3 separate regions of the Homo sapiens genome follow, and all the other regions are linked to region 3. A link is a loop called in an ENCODE intact Hi-C map of the cell type or tissue named here. Cell type or tissue: endothelial cell of umbilical vein. All regions are shown on one strand.

Evidence for each region. Hi-C counts contacts between places; a loop is a spot of excess contacts. Peaks named below come from ENCODE experiments on the same cell type or tissue, not always from the same donor. Only the 100,000 strongest peaks of a DNase experiment are listed, where the experiment ranks them.
Region 1: a loop joins it to region 3, with 4 times the contacts of the local background. A loop is called at or near these places in 9 of 110 quality-filtered maps.
Region 2: a loop joins it to region 3, with 5 times the contacts of the local background. A loop is called at or near these places in 7 of 110 quality-filtered maps.

The regions. Positions count from the first base shown.
Region 1 is chr4:89,750,060-89,758,059 of GRCh38, forward strand. All of the region lies in intron 4 of SNCA (synuclein alpha), which reads right to left. Among named protein-coding and RNA genes, the nearest start is that of SNCA-AS1, 82 kb to the right of the region's middle. In endothelial cell of umbilical vein, a CTCF peak has its summit at 5,351; DNase peaks (open chromatin) are centred at 3,022 and 3,732; H3K27ac peaks cover 2,416 bases.
Region 2 is chr4:89,654,805-89,662,804 of GRCh38, forward strand. No RefSeq gene overlaps it. Among named protein-coding and RNA genes, the nearest start is that of SNCA-AS1, 180 kb to the right of the region's middle. In endothelial cell of umbilical vein, a CTCF peak has its summit at 3,317 (motif pointing right); a DNase peak (open chromatin) is centred at 3,327; H3K27ac peaks cover 498 bases.
Region 3 is chr4:89,833,414-89,841,413 of GRCh38, forward strand. SNCA (synuclein alpha) reads right to left here and starts at 3,748. Exons shown (of 6, transcript NM_000345.4): 1 at 3,549-3,748; 2 at 2,134-2,279. The coding sequence starts at 2,254. SNCA-AS1 (SNCA antisense RNA 1) reads left to right here and starts at 2,988. Exons shown (of 4, transcript NR_045481.1): 1 at 2,988-3,321; 2 at 4,848-4,993; 3 at 7,928-7,987. In endothelial cell of umbilical vein, no CTCF peak of the experiment used is centred here; DNase peaks (open chromatin) are centred at 3,808, 4,378 and 4,878; H3K4me3 peaks cover 3,293 bases; H3K27ac peaks cover 2,024 bases.

The DNA.
Region 1 (8,000 bases), 83 kb before region 3:
TTAAAAGTTTCTTTTTTGTTTGTTTGTTTGTTTGAGATGGAGTCTCCCTCTGTAGCCCAGGCTGGAGTGCAGTGGCAGGATCTCGGCTCACTGCAACCTCTGCCTCCCGGGTTCAAGTGACTCTCGTGCCTCAGCCTCCAGAGTAGCCAGGATTACAGGCGCATGCCACCACATCCCACTTTTTTTTTTTTTTGTATTTTTAGTAGAGACAAGGTTTCACCATGTTGGCCAGGGTGGTCTCAAACTACTGATCTCAAGTAATTGGCCAGCCTTGGCGTCCCAAAGTGCAAGACTGCAGGCTTGAGCCACCACGCTCCACCAAAAGTTTCTTAGCACTCATTCTCATGAGAAAAATTGCTGAAAACTTGGCAATAAAGAAACAGAATGACTACATGTCCTTTAAATGTTATTTTTAAGGGGCTCAATCAATGACTATGAAGTTATCTAAGATAAAACACCAGATTTTGACATTGCCATTAACTTTTTTATTAGAGCCCCCAGATCTACAGGTTATATGTGCAGATGTGCAGTGGCTGCTTTATTTCCCTTTTCAAGAGCTTTTCTTATACAGCATCTATCCACTCTCCTATAGAGATGAAGTTAACTCCCTTGACAACTATCACTTGTCCCCAATCCCCACCCTTCCACTTGACATACAAACCCAAAGAGATTCATGCTCATTTATGCTCAGTAGAAAACATAATTCCATAGGTTACTGCTATTATTAATCAAATATTTACTAGATTTATATCTATTAGTCAATTCTCTTTAGAATTTCTTTGACTGTTTCTATAAATCTTTATTCCTCAGATATTCCTTTAAACCAGTCTTACCAGCTTATTGGCTCCACTACTAATTAATTAGTTGAATAAAATCTTTGAAATGTGTTTATGTTTGTATAAAAACCATCTTCTTTACTTTTCAAAAACTATACTTGAGCACACTGTGAAAAGATAAATTGCTAGGTTCAACTGAGGAACTGAATAATTTTTTCCTCTTTTAGTTTTAACATTCTACACAATCTAAATTATTTTAAAACTCAGAAAATGCTTTAAGCTCATATTTATAGACTTCCCAAGTAGTACAATCTGTTAACTGAGGTAGGTAAGTAAACGTCCTTGAAAACTTCCATAAATGATGGTGAATAAATTAAAAAGGTGGAAACAATTTTCCAGGTCTCTGAGCCATATTCAATATAATGAATCCTGAATAGGAGTTCAATGAAAAGATTAGGTAGATTTTTTTTAAAAAAAACCCATATCCCATGGGATCCTGCTGTAAGGTACTTTTATAAATTATACTGATTATACTGTCTCATTTCTCTGTCTATTTGCCATGTGTTATATACTTTGGTGATCTTTGAGAAAGCATTTAACCTATTACAGGCATTTTTTTCCCCTAAAGTACAAGTAGGTAGGTCAAAAGAACAGCAAGGACAATGTCTATCCACCCAATCTGGTGGCCTCCGAAGGACAAAAGCCAGAGTTAATCTAAAGCAATCAAGGAGTCTGACCACCATGGAAGCCCTGAGGAAGTGGCTGCTGTATTTCCCTTTTCAAGAGCTTTTCGTATACAGCGTCTATCCACTCTCCTATAGAGATGAAGTTAACTCCCTAGACAACTATCACCTGTCCCCAATCCCCACCCCTCCACTTGACATACAAACCCAAAGAGATTAATTAACATTTGTTCCAGGAAGAGACACAGACAAAAACATCCGATATTGGAATATTCCTTCGTGAATAAATATAAAACTTATGGAGAGGGAGGAAGATATTTTGAAAGGAAAAAAATCATTGGACTTTATTGCTCAAAGCCAAAAGAAATTGTTTTTTGTGGCAAAAGTAAAACAAGGTAATTTTGTACTGTGTGCTGTATTTCTGGCAATTATCTGTTATCTTAAGAGGCTTATATAGAAAGAACAATTGTACCTACTTTCACAGCATGCTCTGAGGATCTAAGGACCCTCAACAAATAGTTTTCATGCTACAAGCAGGCACTTATTTAGGCACAAATAGGATGGGATTCTTTTTTTAACTGTAGTATAAATAATTTTATATAATACAGTTATATAGGCTTTTTTAAACAAAATACAGTCAGATTTTAAATCTCTCTATTCTAAGATAGACACTTCACAATTTAAATTCAAGACTCCTTGTTTCTTGAAGACATCTATGAAAGCAAATGTTTTTGAGAACTTGGCTGAATCTGAGTCCATTCCGATTAGCAGATTCCACATTCACTTTTGAGCCATGACTTAGAAGCTATCAAGACATTATGTAGCAACCTTTTTCTCAGTATTCCAGGAAAATAAAAATGTGCATGCATTAACTCAATAGGTATTCAGATGTTTCCCATTAGTAAGTTGTGACCATGCAATAAAAACCATGCTCACCAATATTCCCCAATAAACTTCAAGATTTGTAAGCTCATGCATACCCACATTTATGTTAAAATTTGAAATAATGAAATATTTTTGCATTGTGAAAAATAGATATATATGCATTTTGTGACCAAAACCATCACCACAGTTCCATTGCTGTTGTTGTTCTTCTTCTTATTATTATTATTATTATTTTTGGTTTGTTTGTATCTGGCACATTTGGGGTTATAAATCACAAATAACATAAATAAGATAATGTTAATCTCCTTCTTACAAAATCCAATGGCTTCCCACAAGTCTATATATAATATGCAAATTTCTTACTATAGCTTATAAGATCTGGAATAATTTTTCCTATCTCCAGCCTTCACCTCTTCTCACATTCATCATATTCTAGCTAATCAGGACTCTTTTATGTCATAAAATATGCTAGATTTGCACACCCTTAAAGCCTTCATATACGAGTTTGTTCTGCCTTGGATACCTCTGTTCCACATTCCCGAACATTCTCTCTCTCATCACACAGCTGGACCCTTTCACCCTCCTGATCTCAATTGAAATGTGACCTTCCTGTATAAACTTTCCATGAGCTGGCTTGTCTGACTGAACCCAAATGGCTAATGGATTTTCTTTCCCGTTACATGCTCTCTAATTTATGATGCTTTGCTTGGGGGGAAAATGAGAGGTGGGAGTCTGTTTACGGAACATGGAAGTCCTTTTGCAGAGGTACAAGAGTGGAAATGGCTGTTCCCCAGCCTGGCTCTCTGAGTCAGACCTGACATCCACAGAGAGAGCACTGCAGTAACTGCAAACGCTTCTGTTTTGATTGTGGTAATTGGAACAATCAGGGCACAAACTGCAAGGTCACTGGCAAGGGTAGCAGCAGGCATGATTCCTCCCTTAGTAATTTTAAAGCAGCAGATTTCAAAAGGGAAAACCAAGCAGATGAAAGTGAGCAGATTTGTTCTTCAGCACATGTGAGATACCCTTGGAGATGCCAATAAATCACTGGAGAGACTGTGAAGGAGGCTTAGGCCCTGCAGATGAAGTTAGTGATGGAGGGAAATCGTGTTTATCCTCGGGCTGTCAGGTCTGAAATACCTGGGTTAAGTAAATGGCCTCTGGGATGGTCACAGTCGGCAATTATTAGCAGTTACAGATCCATCTCTATGCCAAAACAGATAACAGCATCCAGGAATTATCCAAAGTCACAAATCAGTGTCAGTGTCTTGTCACTCACCCACGTAGTGCTTTTCCCTTCCTCCTAGTTACTTAATGGATAAGGGCACATTGTCAAATAAACAAACAAGTGAGGATAAATGTTGCTCCGAAATTTAAGGTGAATCATTAGTCAGACTTGGTATCGTCATGGAATTTGGTCTGTTTTCTAACTAGCTTTATTTTAGCACAGCCATAAATCTGGCTGTAATTGTCTTTAACTCCGATGACTCATACATCTAAGCATTTCATTTAACTTTCAACCGTGAAAAATTCCAACTGATTTGGCAATATGAATGTGCTCTTACATGCATATGATCATATGATGCTGTCAGTACAACATCTGTTTTTGTTCTTGGGATGTTGATGGACTATCATGAACCATCTTATAACTTTCCCAGTCCCCTTTAAGTCCAAGAGGATACAACTGAGAAGGCAGGTAGAGTTTTTGGTCAGTGGCTAGGTTTTTCCTGAATATCAAACAAATTGCCTGGTATGAGAATTTAACAGAATATGACCACAATTTTTTTAACAGATTTATCTACTTGAAACATCGCCTCAGTCAATGAAGAAACTTATGTTCTATAACTAATAATAAAAGATCATTTGTAACTGAAATATGACAAATTGCTGTTTTAATCATGAGGATTACCATTTAGAACAGCTAGGTAAACATTTACTTTTTAATCCGGAAATAAGTTAAAGCAAATAATAAAAATTTATATTTAAATCACACAACATGTTTTATCATGAATAATAAATGTTTTTAAAGTTTAAAAATGTACTTGTTACCTTGTGGGTATTCCTGAACATGATTAGGATTTTTATTTCTCCAAGTATTTTTATTCACTCACAGAATCAAAATGTCAAGGCTATATAAGTTTTCATCAAGTGCTAATTTAGCATCTAAGTTTTTATTAATTAATTTGTAAAGGAAATAATAATGAGAGTCAAAGGAAGAAGCATCTCCTGTGGTGAGCTCCATTTCCAGATTCCAACGAAACCATTAAAATATTTATGGCACTGAGGCTGAATCAGACGGGTCTTGTGTACTCTCTTGTGTGGCCATATTGTGTAGCAACAGTGGGTTTCGAATAATAAGATTCAGTCATCCATTTAGACTCCAATTGGAGCTCAGGCAACTTCAATTTGTGATTATAATGATTAACTTCAAAAAGATGCACTATTTGTAGACCTATGTTGAAACTTATGCAGTGGAACTAAAAAGCCACCTATTTTTATAATAAAAAGGCACAAATACGCAAATGCAAAAGAAATTCATTGGAAAATCTTGAACGTTTCAAATATAATTATCACAAATGCAAATATAAAATAACAATATGTTTGTTAATATTATACTTTCATTTAATCAGTTCTTCTAAGTAAGGCAAATATATGAATTTTTTAATATACAAAAATACCCCCCCAAAACTCCATTAAGTATATCTATATGACCATTGGGTAAGATTTTTTATGATTATTAGTATGGGAAAATTGTGACTGTTTAGATATATTAAATATATTAAGTAATATATTTAATGATTTAAGATTGTTAAATAATTTATATTAAAATTGAAACCTCATTTTGCCAGTATTAAAAATTTCAAAATTTAAATACATATGACACCAATGCATACAATGTTACTTTGTCCTGAACATAAGTTTTAAAAGAATTTAAGTTTAAATATTCTCCTAAATGCTTTGTGAGACTTAAGATAAAAAACAGTTCCTCAGAACTCCTGACAAAGGGGGGCAGTAAAGAAGCAAAAAGATTTTTATGGAGTTCAGGGAAAGCTGAAAGGCCTTTGTGTACATTCCCTATTTTCTAAACAGTAAATGATGGATTGCATTTTAGGCAGACTACAAAATTGCTAAAATTAAATGTTGGGATGGAAATGTGGAATGCAGAGTTTGCAACCCCCTTTTAATTTAATATTTTCAAAGAATTAAGAGAAATTATTATATTTTATTTTATAAAATATTATATTTAAAATTACTCAATTCTAAATGAATGTTATTGCAAACCTAGGCTTATAAGAAGAATGCATTTAGAAGCCCTAGATAACATACAATATAAAAATAATATTTGCAAATTATGCATTTGTTTTCTTTTCTTTCTTTTTTTTTTTTTTTTTGAGATGGAGTTTCGCTCATGTTGCCTAGGCTAGAATACAGTGGCACAATCTCGGCTCACTGCAACCACCGCCTCCTGGGTTCAAACGATTCTTCTGCCTCAGCCTCCCCAGTAGTTGGGATTACAGGTATGTGCCACCATGCCCGGCTAATTTTGTATTTTTAGTAGAGATGGAGTTTCTCCATGTTGGTCAAGCTGGTCTTGAACTCCCGACCTCAGGTGATCCACCCGCCTTGGCCTCCCAAAGTGCTGGGATTACAGGCCTGAGCCACCGCGCCTGGCCTGTTTTCATTTTAAGTGTAGTTGTCTAGCATTTTCAATACATTCCCCCCCGTTTGACAAATTTTATCTTGCCATTTAGCTAATGGGCAAGCAAAAAATTAAGTGGAATAATTGGACAGAACAATTATCTGGTAACCTAAACAATGGTAACATGAGATAGGTATTTTATGCATTGTTTGGACTTATAAACTATCTAGTGTTCTAATAATAGACATAATGGTTTATTCAACTAATAGCTACTGTCATCCTTAGAGGTTATTAACAACTCAAAGTAGTGAATTACATCCAACTAAAGGGTGCTTTTGTATAGACATTTGTTCTTATTGCTGGTCACTTATTCTTCAAATATCTTTTAGGCACCATTTACAAAGATGACCAGAGGTACAAAATCTGCATATATAATAGAAAGAGCCAGGTAGTCATTCAATAAAAGAAGGTATATAGTACCAGGAAAAGATTTTTATCTTAGCCTAAGGCAGTCTGAATTCTCAAGCCCAAAGCACATAAATTTGTTGGAATTATTTCAATTTCTAGTCACTAAAAATGTGACGCACATTTACACCAGTGGTTCGGTTGATTACTTCTCTTCAGCCCTAGTCTCTTAAGCACAGGTATACACACTTACAGCAATATCTCTGCATACAATATTTTTGACAGAATGAAAAAGTTAAAAATATTGATGTTTATTTCAGCGATTCTGAAATGGTTTATAAAAATTCTATGACTATAAGAAATTCATGAGGAATGCAATATATCAGGAAAGAACAATGTCATCTTTACATAAAAAGGATGCGTGTCAGTAATTTGAGAGGCTGGAATCTAGTGACAAATGTGTCACTTTTTAAGGTGTGCTTGATTCACAGCTGACAGCTTTGATTTGAAATTGCCTTTAAAACAATGTCTATGTATCAGTGCAATGAATTCTAACCAAAAGCTTGTTGGAGCTAACCACAGTACCTATATATTCAAGATGTTCATGGGAGGAATGGAAGATTTGATATTTAGGCACTGAAGGGTTGCTATGATAGTTATTATACACAATTGAGTTTAAAATGAATATATGTGTCAGTTCTATTATTAAATGTTATAAAATATGAGGGAATAATAAATGCTATGTAATTTATAAACTACAAGAAAATTTATATCAGGAAACTGCTTATTTCCTAATATATGCACTGTCTTCAGTGTCTCCAAAACTGTCAACTCTGCCAATGTGACTAGCAGATGATGAGCAGGCAGTCCGTGTGATATTATCAATTACATAGTCAGAAATCTGAGTCTTTCTTTCACCTTATGAGCTGTTTAGGAAGAAGGTGTATATGTGTGTAACAGGGAGCAAGAGGAGATTAACTTGTAAGCCATTATCTGATGCAAAGGCAGACATTTACTAAGTCATCTGTGAAGAGATGGTTCGATAATAGCTAAGCATTCATATAAATCTTCAGGGACTCGAATTCTCTCAAGTGTGACAGAATACTCCTCTCAACTGCCAGCGCTCCTGTTGTAAAAAATCACATTTGGCAAAGGGCTCTGGTGTTTTGAGTTCTGCTCAGTGACAGGTTTGTTTTAAGTAAGATTAATACTGAGGACAATAAAATGACCTTCAATTAAGACTCCTTTTAAATTTTGTCTACCTGATTTCCACTATGGTTCGTGTCTAGCTGTACTCTATCTAAGAATGATCTTTAAAACATTCAGGATTATGAGAGAGATATCTAGGAAGTCATAGGAAATAACCACTATTCAATGCTGTTCTGTACACCATTAGTAAACCATAAGAGAGGACAAACATTTATCCAAGAAAGAGACTATTACATAGCCACCAGGACCCAATATGGATTCAGCACAATTGAGCAATACATGTAACAGATTTGTGGTGAAAAACAGGTGCTGCTCAATTGCTTAGTCTAAAATTCTCCCTCAATTCCTTCCCATCACCTAATTTGTTTGACATCTAGTCTTTTTACATTATAATATAGTATA
Region 2 (8,000 bases), 180 kb before region 3:
GTCAATTACAAGCATAATTGTGTAGATTTCTGCCTCCCTCAAATTCTAAGTGTTTAACCAGGATAATTTATTCTTATATTTAAAATAGACATTTAAAGTAAACATGACAGGCAGGCCGGGTGGCTCTCACCTATAATGCCAGCACTTTGGAAGGCGAAAGCGGGCAGATTGCTTGAGGTCAGGAGTTTGAGACCAGCCTGGCCAACATGGTGAAACCCCATCTCTACTAAAAATACAAAAATAAAAATAAAAAAATAAGTTGGGCATGGCGGTGCATGCCTGTAGTCCCAGCTACTCAGGGGACTGAAGCATGAGAATTGCTTGAAAGAGGCTGCAGTGAGCTGAGATCACGCCACTGCACTGCAGCCTGGGCAACAGAGTGAGACTCTGTATCAAAAAAAACCAAATTAATTAAAAAAATAAAGATGACAATTCAGAATTTGAAAAAACACATCATATATCAAAAACCTAGAACAAAATAGTATGTAGTAGATTGTTTACAAAAATTAGTTCCCATGCTGTTACATGTCTAAAAACTGGCAAAGGGTGGCTACAGCGTTAATATGAGTCATTAATTAAAGTTTGTAGCACTATATGATACCAATAATGACAACAATAACATTACCTCTACTAGGAAGACACTAAGAGAAGGAGGAAAAAGGGAAAGAAGAAGAAGAAAAAAAAACAAGTAGAAATAGCCGGGTTAACTGTTAGTCACTTTCAAAAAATAATTTTGGATTTTTCTAAATGGTTTTCATCTAATACTTTGCCTTCTGTATTACTGGTACACAATTAGATCAATATGGAATTTTGGGGTTGTATTATTCTTCTCGGGCTGCCATAACAAAATATCATAGATGAGTGGCTTAAATATGACATTAATTTTCTCATAGTTATGAGGACTGGGAGTCCAAGATCAAGGTGCCTGCAGGGATGCTTTCTGGTGAGGATTTTCTCCTTGGCTCATAAGCAGTCACCTTCTCTCTGTGTCTTCACAGGACCTTTCCTTTGTGCACATGAAGAGAGAGAACGCTGGTGTCTCCTCTACTTATAAGGACGTCAGTCCTATTGCATGCCACCCTTATGACCTCATTTAACCTTAATTACCTCCTTCAAGACCATATCTCCAAATGCATTAACATTGGGGGTTATGAATATGAACTTTAGGGGCACACAATTCAGTTTATAACAGGGATAGACAGCAGAAAGGGGGGTCATAGGTGACAATTTAGTTACTGCAAAATTAAGGAAACTAGTTAGACATGAATATAGTTTCTCTAATGCACAATTATTTACCAACCTCCTGTTCTCACAAAGGACTATTATTTAAAGGCTTGTCACATATTGTTTTGTTTCATTGTATCATTTGCAAATAATAGGCCCTTTAAATTTTCATTTTTAATTTAACTTGAGAAAATTAATTAACTTAAGAGAAATTAGAATGTCAGTAAGGAATTTCTCATTGGCTTCCCATAGCTGACACCAACATTTGCAAAATGACCTTTTTCTCCCGCATTTTAAAATGATAATTTCCATTGGTGTTTATTACCTTTATCTCCAAAAGCTGTGGTGCTATTACACACTGCCAGTCAAAAGCTCTCATTGCCGTATGGAAAATGTTTGATTTTAATGAAAAACCTGGATAATCGTTATTGGATGACTTAGCTTGACTAGTGACAGTAGCAGCTTCATATCACTTGAGATAGTGTTTTTCTGGACCAACTTTGATTTTAAGTTGTCTGTGAGGGCTCTTTAACCTGGGTGGCAAATATTGTGCATGAATCATAGGTGTGCAGCTCAGCCCCCATGGACTCCACTGCTATACTCTATGCTGTTGACTGCTAAGTCTCAGTTTCTACTACTTGGGAGATTTTCTTCCTTGGAAGAGAAAATTGAGTCTTGACTGTTCTACACCCATTTTCTATCCCCTCATGCATTTAATAAAATTTGTATCCAGCGTTTGATGAAGATGTAGTTATTATAGTAGTTCAATTATTTCTCCTCCTACATATTAGTGTTTACTGCATATTTTACTCAACTTTAACAGCAAACTGAACTTTATCACCATCTTAATTAGCCCGAAATTATGAAATGATTTTCTTCTTCAAATATTGATTTGTGTCTGTAATGTAGACTGAGTGATCAGAATGATCAATGTTCAACTCAAGCAGCTGATATTTTTAATATTCTGTTTTCCCATAGAATTATTACACACAACCCTGATGATTATGAGCTGAGGGAAAAGGTTTTTAAAATTTTTTTAAATTAATCCATTATTGTGATGCCTTAAATTAAATTATTTTGAAAATAAAATTAAGTTTTGCCTTATTAGAAACTGAGATTTAAAACATTTATGTTAAAAGCAATATTGAGTCTTTGAGATTCTCTAATCTGAAATTTATTTGATTAATTGCTAATCAGTTTTAGATGGATCTAAAACTCTGCAGCTGATTATGTCTGGAGATTGTAATGAGGAATTGTAATATGGTTGCCTAGAAACTGTATTATTGACAAACTGAAATATTAAGGTCTCCATAATTTTAAGATTCAGTGAACAATGAAAGTGCCTGTGGGGGCTGCAGACCCCAGGAAGATAATTATCAGGGGGTTGAATCTGAGACTGTCAGCCAAACTCAGATCCAATTGAGATATAATAAACCTGTCTTGTAAATATTTACTGACATGATTTTTATAGGAAAGTTACCATTATATTCTAAAGCTTTAATACACTAACATATAAATTAAACTTTTATTTGGGATATGCCATTTTCGTCTAACTTAGCTGTTTTCTTTATGTTAGTATTGAAATCAATTCATAGCCTCAGCCATGCAGCCTGATGCTTCCTTCTTGTTACTGAGCCCTATACTGACAAATATACCAAGCAACTAACAGCCCCACCATTCTCCTAGGAGGAACAAGTCATTAATGATGGTGGCAGTAAAGATTCTATGTCCTGCTACCTTATTTTGTTAGAAGCTAAAGTATTTCTTCTTATGTTGCAATAATATAAAAGACTATTTGGTGCCTTTAATTTATTACATTTCAATACAAAATTTTTCTACTAAAAAAAATACTTTAAAAAAAAGTTGGAGAAAGCTAATGAGCTTCAAGTCCTGGAGTTCTCAGTCACTGATAAAGATAATACCATTATTGAATTGAAACAGCTGTGTGATTTAGATCAGGGGTCAGCTTTTAGCTCTTCACTCAGCTCTCATATGAGGGTGAAAAGAAGAGAATGGAATTAGGCGTGATGTGAGTTCCCACCAACACAAATTTTGCTTGATTCTGTCCTTTTAACGACAATTGAACCAGTAGATGGCACTATGTATTTCAGTGAAAACAGTAGACTTTCAGTGCCATAGAAATAAGCAATTAATTGCTGAATGTGAAAATGAGTGAAATGCTTCACATCTGATTGTGAGTTTCCCCCAGTTGATTTGTATTCAAATACCTTAAAGGAACATACAGTCAACACAGATTTCCTTATTTAAGAATGAAGAAGCATACTTGCTTCTGGGACTTTGTGTATGTTTTTAAAATAATGATGTACAGAAAGACAATACATTTAAAAATGTTAATTTGAGTGTTCTGTTCTTAGCATTGCAAATCTAAAGTACATGTATATACATGTATTTGTGTACAATATAGTTTTAAATATAATTAAGTCACTTTTATATAAATAGAAAATTGTTTTCCAAATGCATCAGCCAAGACAACCATTTTTGGAAACAAGACAAAGATCTTTGCAGACCAGAAATGGAACTGAAACAGTGCTAAATGAGACAGAACATTCAGCTTGCCAGGATGTGGGGCCAGAAGTGAGCCTTTGCCACCAAAAAATGTTGATCCTATGGGATGATGGAAACTAAATCCATCTCCGGTGGGATAGGGGACAGAGCCCTCTTCACTGTTTAACACCAAAGTCTTTCATTTAGGGGGAAGAAAACTCTGGAAAGGTCCCTGCTGCACTGGCTGGAGGAGGAGGAAGTAGGCGGAAGCTTCTCAGTTACCACCTGAGTGAAACTGCCTACTAGTTCAATGACTAGTCTGAGATATTGTTAACATCAGTCACTGAGGCACGGGAACTCAAAATCACCAGTTCTGCACTGGTTCCTAGGCAGAAGTAACTGTAAAACTTCTGCTGGAGACTGGAGGGATGAAATTGAAATGGAAACTTCCAGTCAATATTAGCCTGCAAACCAATATTCCTGACCATATGAGGAAAATTTAAGAAAGACAGCTAACACTAAACAATTAATAAAACATTCTATTTTAGCTTTAAAAGAGAGGAACAGAATTCAAAATTTTAATAATTATTTTCCGGATTTGATTAAGTATATAAGTCTTAATTTTGGCAATTCATTTTGAGGGCTAAGAAGGAAAAATAAAAATAAGTCTACCAGACACATCCTACTGAAACTTCAGAATATCAAAAATAAAGAAAAAAAAAAGACACCCTTAAATCTATCAGAGGAGAAAGATTTCCACAAAACAACCGTAATTAAACTAACGGTAGTCTTCTCAGGTATAACCAAGTGTGCCCCCAAACAATGATAATTTACCTTTAAAGTGCTGAGGGATGCCAGTTGTCCACCCAGGATTCTATTACACTGTATAGAGTATGCATAATTATGCTGTAAATAAGTAATTATATTTTAAGCAGGAGGGAAAGGAAAATATATTTTCAGATACACGGAAACTAAAAGAGTTTACTAACCATGCTTTTCCAGAAAGAATGACCAAAAGATGTATTATAGCAAGAAGATGAAACCTAGAGAAAAATAATAGGAAGCATGAAAAAATAGTGAATATAAAAACTGGTAAAATATGTTGGCAAATTTAATTAACTACTGATGACAAAATAAAAGATTTAGAGCTACAAAAGGTGAAACTGAAATACATGTCAATAAAAACAGATTCGTTTGGGCAGAATGGGGATTGGGGTGGTAAAGCCAAGATCCTTGCCTGCTCTGGGAGGAAGATAGGTGTAAGGAATATGTATTACAAAGTATATATCCATTTAAGGAGTGAAGAATAAAGAGGGAAAGTAGAGAAACTTTTGAAATGCATAGGAAGAAAAGTTGAAAAATGAATGGAAAGAACCCACTCAGAACAGTGACTGCCTCTAAGGACGGAGGGAAAATCACAACGCAGGGAGTGAGAGGGAGGCTTCAAGTTATGTCTTTAACTTTTACACATTAAAAGACAAAATGATACAAATTCAATATGCCAGAATGTTAATATTTGTTTGTTGAATGTGGGTAGAAGTTATATAGGCGTTCTTTATCCTATTTGCCATACTTTTCAGGTTGACTGAAGCATTGCGAAATGTAAAATAAATGCCAAGGGGGGAAAAAAAGGAAAAAAATCATCTCAATGTAAATTAATCTATTCTTCCACTTTCTTAGGCCCTGCTGCTGAAGTTTGAGATATAAAATATGTACCTAGAGCTAATATAATGGAGATCCCTGAAAAAGTTTTCCTAAAAAAATAAAAATTAAAAAAAACACACACACAATGAAATAAAAATGAGAGGTAAAATCTGCTCAATTCCTTGTGTATATTGTCAGTTTGTTTTACCTTTGAAATCCTTAGTTCCATGTTCATTTTACACTTGTTTCAACTGATTCCAGCTAATTAAGCAGATTATCTTGGGGACTGTGCTACACACACAAGTTTATCTGCCTGTGTAAGTGCAACTTGAGGACCTTTCTGCAGTGCTAAATTTGCCTTAGGAAAAAATACTGGAAGAATTGTAATTCTGTATTTGTGTGTATGTGTTTCTATAAACCACAAAATCTAATCGGACTATTTGTGGCATTTGCAAAAACACCTACGTCAGCAGTATTACTAGTGAAGACAAGTTAGCCTTCTCTCAAATTTAAGGCTTACATGATACACATGACTAGTTTAGAACATAGCAAATTTAAACCTGGGCACACTAAAAGACATTAGGGGTGACTCTTAGGTAACAGATTTTATCCCAGTACCATACACCCTCTAGTTCCGATATGAATGAGATTTTTAGAATTTCAGCTTGAGTAAAACCAATCAATAATTCTGCCATGGAGGGAAAAACTACCTTGTTTATTTTCAGAGGCAGCCACAAATTATGCTTGGACCCTAGACAAAGTGAAAAAATAACATAAAAGCTTCTAATGCCAATATGGTTTGAAAGGCCTTATGGGAAAAAATTAACTAGGATAAATAAATAAATTTTAAAAAATCAGTGGCCTGACTCAAAATGACAGATTGAGCAATGCACATTCATTCACTTTTCTGCCAGCCAATTCTACTGATGTAACAGAAAGAAAATATAATTATAGGGAATAAACCTGAAAAACAAGGATGTTTTTCAACGCTAGGCTAGAAATTGTGAAAAATTCTAGAAGCTAGAAAGTAGACAGGATCAAATGGTAAAAAAACAAAACAAAACAAAACAAAAAAAACAAGGACAGAGAAAGCTACAGCCAGAATGTACGCAGTGACAAGGTATTGGATGGGAAAGGGCAGCTTATTTCCCAGAGAAATTCCATGTTCAGAATAAACAAAAACATAAAGCAGGAAGGACGTCTAGAACAACAACCAGGATTATTCAGCAAAGGCTGCTATCAACACAGTCCTCCAATTTAAAGGGTTTACATTGTGTTAAATAGGATTTATAAAATAGGAGTTATAATTAGACATGTCCTAGATAACTTTTAGAAACCTAATGTGTTAGTTTCCTAGAACTATCATAACAAATTACCATGAACTGAGCAGCTTGAGATAACAAATTTATTCTCTAACAGTTCAGAAGGAAAGAAGTCTGAAATCAAGGTGCTGATTCACTACTGCTGCTCCCTCGGAAAGCTTTAGGGTAGGATCCTTCTTTGCCCTTTCCTTCTGGTGGTTAACCAGAAATTCTTGGCATTCCTTGACCTGCAGACACATCACTCCAATCTCTGCCTCTGTCATAACATGACATTTTCCCTGTGTGTGCCTATATTCAAAATTCCCTTTTCTTAGGATTCCAGTCATTGGATTAGGTTCTGCCCTAATTCAGTATGACCTTCTCTTAATATGATTATATCTGCAAAAACTTTTTTTTTTTCCACAGAGGGTCACATTTGCAGGTGCTAGAGATTAGGACTTGAGCCTATTTTAGGAGAAAAGTTCAACTCCTAACACCTAAGAATAAAAAAGCTCCAAAATCTTTCAGAATGACCATCACTACCAACAAAAATATAGGTTACCTGTAAAGAAACAAAAATTAAATTTGCAATAGCCTTCTCATCAACAACACAGCATAGGAGAATAAAATGGAGTCAGGTCTTCAAAGTATTGACAAGATATAGCTTTAAGCTAAAATACTATACCAAAAACAAAAACAAAAATTATTACTCAAGTTGAGGACAAAATGCATACTTTTTTTTTTGGTATGTATATCATCTAAAAGTTAGCCCGTTGGACAAATTGCCATTTCTTTGTGGACCCAATCGCCATTTCCCATCTTTTTTCCCCATATTGCCCATGTATAATTCCAGCCAATGATAAGTGGAATTTTGCCATAAGGATTATGGGAAAGTTTCTGATCTACTGATACATATGCTACTCTTCTTTTTCTCATTTTTCCAACTAGAAAGCTTGCCTAAGATCTATAATGGTATCTCTTCTGCAACTATCAGGAGAAGAAAATTGTAGACATAGTGGCCTGATATGTAGCCCTGAACCAAGTATAGCAGCCATCTACATCTAGTCTTCTAGTTACAAGAACCAAATACATTCCTATATCTAATTTACTGCTATAAGGGTATCTTAGTTGTAGGTAAAGATGTCCCTAATTAATACATTACCATTAGATCCTTTTTGAAATTACTATTTTAGAATTTACTCCCCAAAAGGAAAAGAGAATCTAAGAGAAGGATAAAATGGAAGGCAAAAAATAGTGATGAGCAAGAAATCAGTAAATGTATAGTTAACATTATGCAAGTGTTGATTGAATTATGAACAAATTAGT
Region 3 (8,000 bases):
CACACTAGTTATTGTTTATGACTACCTTCACACTTCAACAGCAGAATTGAGACATAGATTTTTTTTTCTTTTTTTTAGACAGGGTATCACTCTGCCACCCAGGCTGGAGTGCAGTGGCTCGATCTCAGCTCACTGCAACCTCTGCAGTGAGCTGTATGGCTCAAGCCATCCTCCTACCTCAGCCTCCTGGGTAGCTGGCAATACACATGCATGCTACCATACCCGGCTAATTTTTGCGTTGTTTGTAGACACAGGGTTTCACCATGTGGCCCAGGCTGGTCTCAAACCCCTGGGCTCAAGTGATCCACCAGCCTCGGGCTCTCAAAGTGCTGGGATTAAAGACCTGAGCCACGGCACCTGGCCAAGACATAGATCTCATGGCTTAAAATACGTGCTATCTGATTCCTTACCCAAAATTTTGCCAATCCCTGGACTATACTATTGTGTCTTCACATGGTCATTTTTTATCTTAAATTCTGTGTGTAAGTTCAACTCTCAATTAGAACTCAGAATGTAACCAATAAAAAATTTATAGAATGTGCTATGTGTTAAATGCCATGAGAGACATTGAAAATGATTTCAATGAACAGTTAAAAGGTAACTAAGTCAAAGAAACTTGTGCTTGCAGAACTTGGAAATCTGAGGACAAACGGAAAGATATTGATAAACTGCATGTCACTGATTCAGTATTCCAAATTCCATCTAAAAAGGTATAATTCACACTTCATAAAATATTTAAAATTAACTCATCAATTTTTTCCTCTTGTAACACCCTATTTCAATGACTTTCTGAAAATATGTTTTAAGGTAGAAAAAAAGTAATTTAATTGAAGATTTGTGGGAAGATTAAGTCAACATAAGAAAAGTCTAAATAATGAGGCAGTGGCACATGCCTATAATCCTGGCTACTCAGGAGGCTGAGGTGGGGGCATGACTTGAGCCCAGGAATTCAAGGATGCAGTGAGCTATGATAGCATCACTGCAGTCCAGCCTGGGCGACAGAGCAAGGCCCTGACTCTAAAAACTGAAAATAAAAAACTGAAAAAAAAATGTGTTGTGAACTTTGATGAGATGCATTCATATAAATCATCCCAAGTATAAAATTTCCCCCACTGATCTATGTTGAAGAGATAGTGTAGCTTTCTTTCACTTTGCAGACATAGACGGAGCACATGTTTCAGCTAGGCAACTCAATGTGGTCATCCTCCACCTGACTGTTCATCCTGTGACTCTTACTGCTATAGTTGCCACCAGAGAATGTGAAAAAGCTCAGAGGAGAAAGAAGAGAGGAAGAATGGGCAATGTGTCTGTGTTGAGTGTGTGTGTCTATGCCTGTGGATGAGAGTGTGTGTCTATTCTTTTCCAAGGAATTCAAAGTGGTTTGTAAAATAACACTCAATTGAATACAGTTCAAGTTACAGAAAAGAGAGTCAGAGTTTGGGTGTATACCCCAAGGTGGAACTTTAGGAACAAGTAGGTAATAAGCATCAATTTCTTTATTCTTTTAGTATGTGTGTCATTTGATGGATGAACTATACAAATGTTTCTGAGAGATTAGTAGCAGCCCTCAAGCACTTTTCTCTGTCCTCAGTGTTCACAGAGACCAAATGATCACATGAAGTAACTCTATCAAAGACTAATCTGTTCTTTCCATTTTAGGGCCACAAATAGGTCTCTTTATACACATCACAGGGGCATATCAAAGTCATATTTTAAAAATCAGAATGGATTAAAATTGACAAACATTTTTCATGATGGTAAAAGAAATCACAGATCCATCAATGATTTTGATTCTTAAGAATATTCTTGATTATTTTTTAAAAGACTATGAGTTTTTAAAACTGTTCTCTGAAATAGAATTATGTAGGTACAGAAACATTCATTTTTAAAAAGTCATAAATATTAGGGCAAAATTAAAAATCTGGAAAAGCAAACAGTCGCATTTTTTACTATTAGCTCAAATACACACGTTCACATTCACCTACCTACACATACCTCTGACTCAGTCCACCTTTTTGACAAGCAATGATGCAAAAATGAATCAAGAGAGAGAACTACCAGCATTTAGAGTATTGATTATCCTAACCCATCACTCATGAACAAGCACCAAACTGACATTTGGGGTTTACCTACCTACATAGAGAACACCCTCTTTTGTCTTTCCTGCTGCTTCTGCCACACCCTGTTTGGTTTTCTCAGCAGCAGCCACAACTCCCTCCTTGGCCTTTGAAAGTCCTTTCATGAATACATCCATGGCTAATGAATTCCTTTACACCACACTGGAAAACATAAAATACACTTTGAATGAGAACTTTCGGGGAAAAATAAACAAAAAACACTGAAAAATCATGAGAAACCCTCCAAAGTGTGAGACTCTTTTAAGTGTACACTCATTTAACCATTGGACAAAGCAGACATTTTTAGCTCTGGCATTAAAAATTTAGCATCTCCCATCCATCTTGGCTAGTAAAAGTCTAGCCACCTAACCACGGATTAGGATGAATCCTCTGAGTTGTTATTACTGCATTTCAGAAGTGGAGTTGCATGAAAAGATTAACCCCTTTTTTAAATTCCCGGGGTCTAAAGGGTAACAGTATGAGTTAGAAGCATGGAAGCTGGAGGCTTAGGGTCAGGGGTATCCTTAACATGAATCCCAGAAGAAGGCTAACAGGTTGATGGTGGAAAGGCGTAGGCAACAGAACTAACTGCTCACTCGGGGTGTGGTTCAAACTCAGGCAAACAGCAGGCCCAAGTGTGATGGTTCTAATCCATCCAACATCCACCCCCGCCCTCAGCTATCTACCCTGAGCAGGCGCCGCTCACACTCGCGGGCCGTCTCCAACCCCGCGCCAGCCACCCGAGGGGGCGTTCTCAGCCTCCACCCTAGCGGACCCCGCGCCAGCACTTGTTAACCCGTTACCACCTGTTGACTTGGCCTCCTTGCACTTCCATTTCATTATTTGCCAAACGCAGCTTGCTTACTTTACAGAGAAAAACCAAGAGAGCGGGCAGACAGATTTTATGTGAGAGAAAAGTTGGATGCTCACGCTCCATGGAGCATCCTCGCGTTTCCCGGGGAAAAGCGGATCCCGGAGAAGCAGCCTAATCTCTCAGCCCTTGTGGAGAAGGGAATATCAGAAGCAGGACGAAAGCCAGGTCAAGTCTCTTTCCTTAGGCTCCCCAAAGGGACAAGTACTCACCTCCCAGAGACCTGGCCCAGCGGGTCCTCATGGCAGCACCACCCCCTCCCGGTGCCCACGACCATTCGTCTCCCATCCGGCGTTCTCCAGGATTTCCAAAGACGCCCGTTTAGATCCACAGGTACTTACCTGAGTCCCTCTGCTTCTCCACAACTCCGACTCCTCCCCGCCTCTCTCTTTTTTTAAAAAAAAAATTTAAACAATTCCCAAATAATATTTAATAGGAAAGAAGAAGGAAAAGGAGCGCACAGGAAGGGCGGAGGCGGCACCCGGGGGGGACTGTCCCCAGAGGAGGCCGCTGTGAGCCGGCGACGCGAGGCTGGGGGAGTGGGAGGCAAACCCGCTAACCTGTCGTCGAATGGCCACTCCCAGTTCTCCGCTCACGAGGGTGGAAAGGCAGAAGGCTTGAAGGCAAGGCGTGAGGGAGCGCCCAGGACGCTCTCGGAGGGGCCGGGCCGGGGTCTGCGCTGCAGCCCGCACGCACCTCACTTCCGCGTCGCGGCGCTCGGTCGCTCGCCCCCTCTCTTGGGCCCCTTCTGGTCGTCGCCGTCCTCCTCCTCCTAGTCCTCCTCCTTCTCCTTCTCCTCGGCTCTCCGCCCCCACCGCTGATTTGTCAGCGCTTCTGCCCGCCCCTCTCCCGGCGCTCGCTGCTTTCCCTGCAGCGTGCTCCTCGTCCCTATCTCGGATGGGGATGGGGCAGGGGGCGCGGGGTGAGCCATCAACTCCAGCCGCCTGCCTGGCCGCGCAAGGCGGGAAAGTGGGGGCGCTTTTGCGCCTCACGTTAAGTTTAGGGTCACGAGCACTCTTGTGGAGATCGGGAGCGGTTGGGCTAGGGATGATGCCTCTTCCTCTTTCCCCTTCCCCTCCCTTCTTGTCCCCGCCTTTCCTCTGGGTCCTCCCGGGGACCACCCCCTACCCCTCGTCAGAGTCGCCCTGGGAGAGCCGAGGGCCTGAGGGTCGACCACCAAGGGCAGAGCCTATCCCTTGGGGAGCTGCTGGAGGAGACAGGCAGCGCCGGGAGGTGGCTCACACCGCACCGCCGAGAGCGCTTTGCCCTCGCATCGCTGAAATTTAATCACGGTCACAGGTTACAACGTTAGGGGTCGCTTTAGTTCAAATATCTTCAAGGTTTTCGTTTGCTCTTAATCTAGGAAGAGCCGGAAAGGGTCCTGAGGGTGAAAGGGAGACTACTAAGGAAGAGTCACAGGTTGAGGAGGCAGGAGAAGGCTCAGCAAATCCTCTTTCCACGCCACTATCACCATTTTCCTTTCCACCAATCAGCGCCTGCCAGACGCTGATTTTCCCATCAGTGGAACAAGGAATAAATATTCCCCAGCCGTCTAAAACAAGCGGTCCTAAGGCTTTTCGCTCTAGAAATGGGACTTACTTTGCAGACCTCCCTTTATCTGGGAGACAAATCCAGCGTGATTTAGCCTACCGGACCATCATATCCAATTTCTTCTTCAGCCCCTTCTGAAAGGGAGATGCTACACACCACTCACCTTTCTGACTTCTGATTCTCGTTGCCCTCAGAATTGACACCCCCTTTTCTCTCCCCCCACCCACCACACGCACATGCACACAGACATACACACGCGAACTTCAAGACAATTTTTGCATCGCTTAACACATTTTCACCTCTTTCAGAGCTGGAAGACAGCTGTTCCTGGATCACACCAGAATGGAGAAGCAAGCTCCTCCCACTAGCAGAAAGCCTTTGCTTTCTGTGCCTGGATTCGGAAGATTAGTTAAGCACTGGAAGAGGAGGGGGGAAACAACAACTCGTTTTTGCTGTATGTTTTTTTTTTAATTGTTTTTATATTTATAGAAAGTTATGCTTTGTCTGATTCTTGCGCTAATTTGGGTTCTGAAATTTGAGTAAAATCAAATTTAAACATACAAAACAACTTTAAAACCACAAGGAACAGGAAGCAAATGATTATACATAAAAGACATATAGAAGATAATGCATATGTGTTCAGTGGAAAATAGAAAAGCATGAAAGTAAGATCACAAATATTTATTATTTAAACTCTTCCTTGAACTATTGGTCTGCCCTTTGGAAAAGCAGACTTTCCTTAATGCAGTAGCTCATATTAATATTTTTTGTTTGCTTAGGACCAGAGCAAGAAGGTTGGACTTGGGAGCTAGTTTGCTGTCTGGCTTTGAGACCTTGAACAAGTTTTGTTCTCCTTCTGTTTCCAGTTTTCTTTTTTGTAAATTAGGAGATTAACTCATGTGATCACTCTATTTTCAACTTTTTGTTATGGGAAATATTCAAACATATGCAAAAGTAGACAGAATAAAGGACTCTCATGTGAAGATCATCCAACTTTTACATTTTTTCAATGCATGGCTGATCATGTCTCATCCATAAGTCCACTCACTTTATCACTACCAATCCTCCCTCTTTTTTTTTTTTTTTTACCAAATTCAAGCTTTATATATATCTTTTCAGCTGTAAACATTCAGTATGCATCCACAAAATTTAAGGACTGTTTAAAAATAACCACAATATCATTAGATGATTCTTTAAAATTGCAGTGTAATTTACACCTAGGGAAATGCTCAGATGTTGTGTCCCTTTAAATCAGTTTTGAAAAAGCCATGCATTAGTGTAACCCACACTATTTTGAAGACACAGGACATTTTCATCATTCCAGACAGTTACCTTGTACCTTCATGTGCATATTCTAGAATGTCATAAAGATCTAATCACGTAGTATAAACTTTGTTTTATATTTGTCTGACTTCTTTTACTCAGTATAATATTTGTGAGGTTCGTTCATGTCGTTGCATGAATGGGTGTTTTGTTTTTTATTGCTTTTTGTTGTTTCTTTTTACTACTGTTAATAGTATAAGTTTTCCATTGTGCCTCTTTACAACTAGTATCTCAATAGAGTATTACAACAATTATTTAATATATTATTTCACATGACATATTTATAGTATAACCATGACCTCCTTGAGACCTAGTGCTTTAAGTCAAAGAGGTAAATAAAATGAGATATTTTAGGTCTCATTACAACAGACCAATGTGAGAGAATTATTTCTGGACAGTTGCACTTCTTATAAACGTTTAACATGATTCCAAACTTTTATTTGGTAATTTGTTAGTCCTTTGGCAAAGGACTAATGTACTATGTTATTTAGTCATAACAAGCAGATCAATTACATTTTATGTAACTTTTATAGACAGAGAAACTGAGCTCCAAGAGTTTTGGTGATATGCTGAGATCACCTAGCTATTTTAAGTGGCAGAGCTGAGACAATTTAGCAGAAACTGTTACAGAAGGCACAATTGTCTCCTGAATTAGCAGTTTGTGTCTGAAGCCTCACAGATTGGGTGTGGTAAAGAGTGAGAAGGAAAAAGGTAGAACCCAGCTGTGTTAGAAATAGCCTTCAAATTTGGATGTGACAATGGAAATCAAGAAGAACTTATGTTATTATGAAACAGTTCATTCATATTTAAAGTTTTGCCTTTTCTATATTGGTATTCCTCAATAGGGGGAGATGATTTCTTACTACCTACAAAAAAAGAAAACTGTAAACTAATTTCGTTGTCATTTTGAATTACAACTATATGTTTAACTCTTGTCACTCCTTAAAATGCCTTGAACACAGTAAACATCCAATGAACTTTTAATTACACATAATATTGATAGTGATATTGCATATGTTCTAGGTCTGTATTCTTAAGGAGGGAAAGCTGCTCAAGTACAAAGAAGGGAACTAGAAGTTAAAATAAAGTTTTTTTAATTTTTCTTTTCATTATTGATGGACAGCATGGTCTTCAGTAAATCTTTAGCCTCTCTGAATATAACGTTAAACTAATTGAATGGCTTGTACCTCATAAGAAATATGAAGTTATGAAGTAATAACATATTTGGAAGCATTACTAACATGCATATTCTGTTCATAACTACAATATTCATGTTTTGTTTTCTCTTTGCTAAGTGAAATATAAATATTTTACCAGACCATAATAGGATTCTTTTATCTGGATTTAATTCATTAATTTTGCTATAGATTAACATTCTATGAAATATATGCTTAACCTAGACTTTGTTTACCCCCATAGAACAACTGAATTTTTAGGTATGGTATGTGGTAAACTTGTGCTATAGCAAAGACAGCAGAGTAGAATGGCATGAAAATAAAGATGCTGCCCATTAACAATTGATTAAAGAGAGGACTGATTTAATGTGTTTAAGTTAAGAAAATACAACGTTTATTATCTTTGGATAATATTCCGTATTTGTTGTGAACACAAGGGGTGATGTAATGTTGATGCTGGAGCCACCTGCTTCTTATTCTCTATCTGCACCTTCCTCTCACCTTCTGTAAACCTGTGAGAGAGACGAGGTAGTGAGATTGCGATAGGCTTCTTGTGTAATTTCATAGTGGGTAGAGTAGAGAAAGCCTAATGCATACTGTTGGGAGATCATTATGTATGATTTTGGAAAGGGGGTGAGCATGAGATGGGGGAATAGGGTTACTCTGAAGAAATGGGAAGAGCAATCAAGGAGAAGCATAGTATTCAGATTCTCTAATTTGACCCCATGGCCAACTTCATATTGTTTCCACTAGATATCATTTTAAATATTCCTGTGGTTTCGTGGTCCTAAGAATATGAAGGCATGCAAGATTCCAAGATTAAAGATGTTAAAGCCAGATAGAAAAGATATTTAAATATTTCAAAATCTAACAAGTTCAAATGACTTTAGTTTTAGAAAGAAAAAAACACATTAATGAGCCCAAGAAATACACGCAACTCTGCAACTCTGGTGAGCATGATAG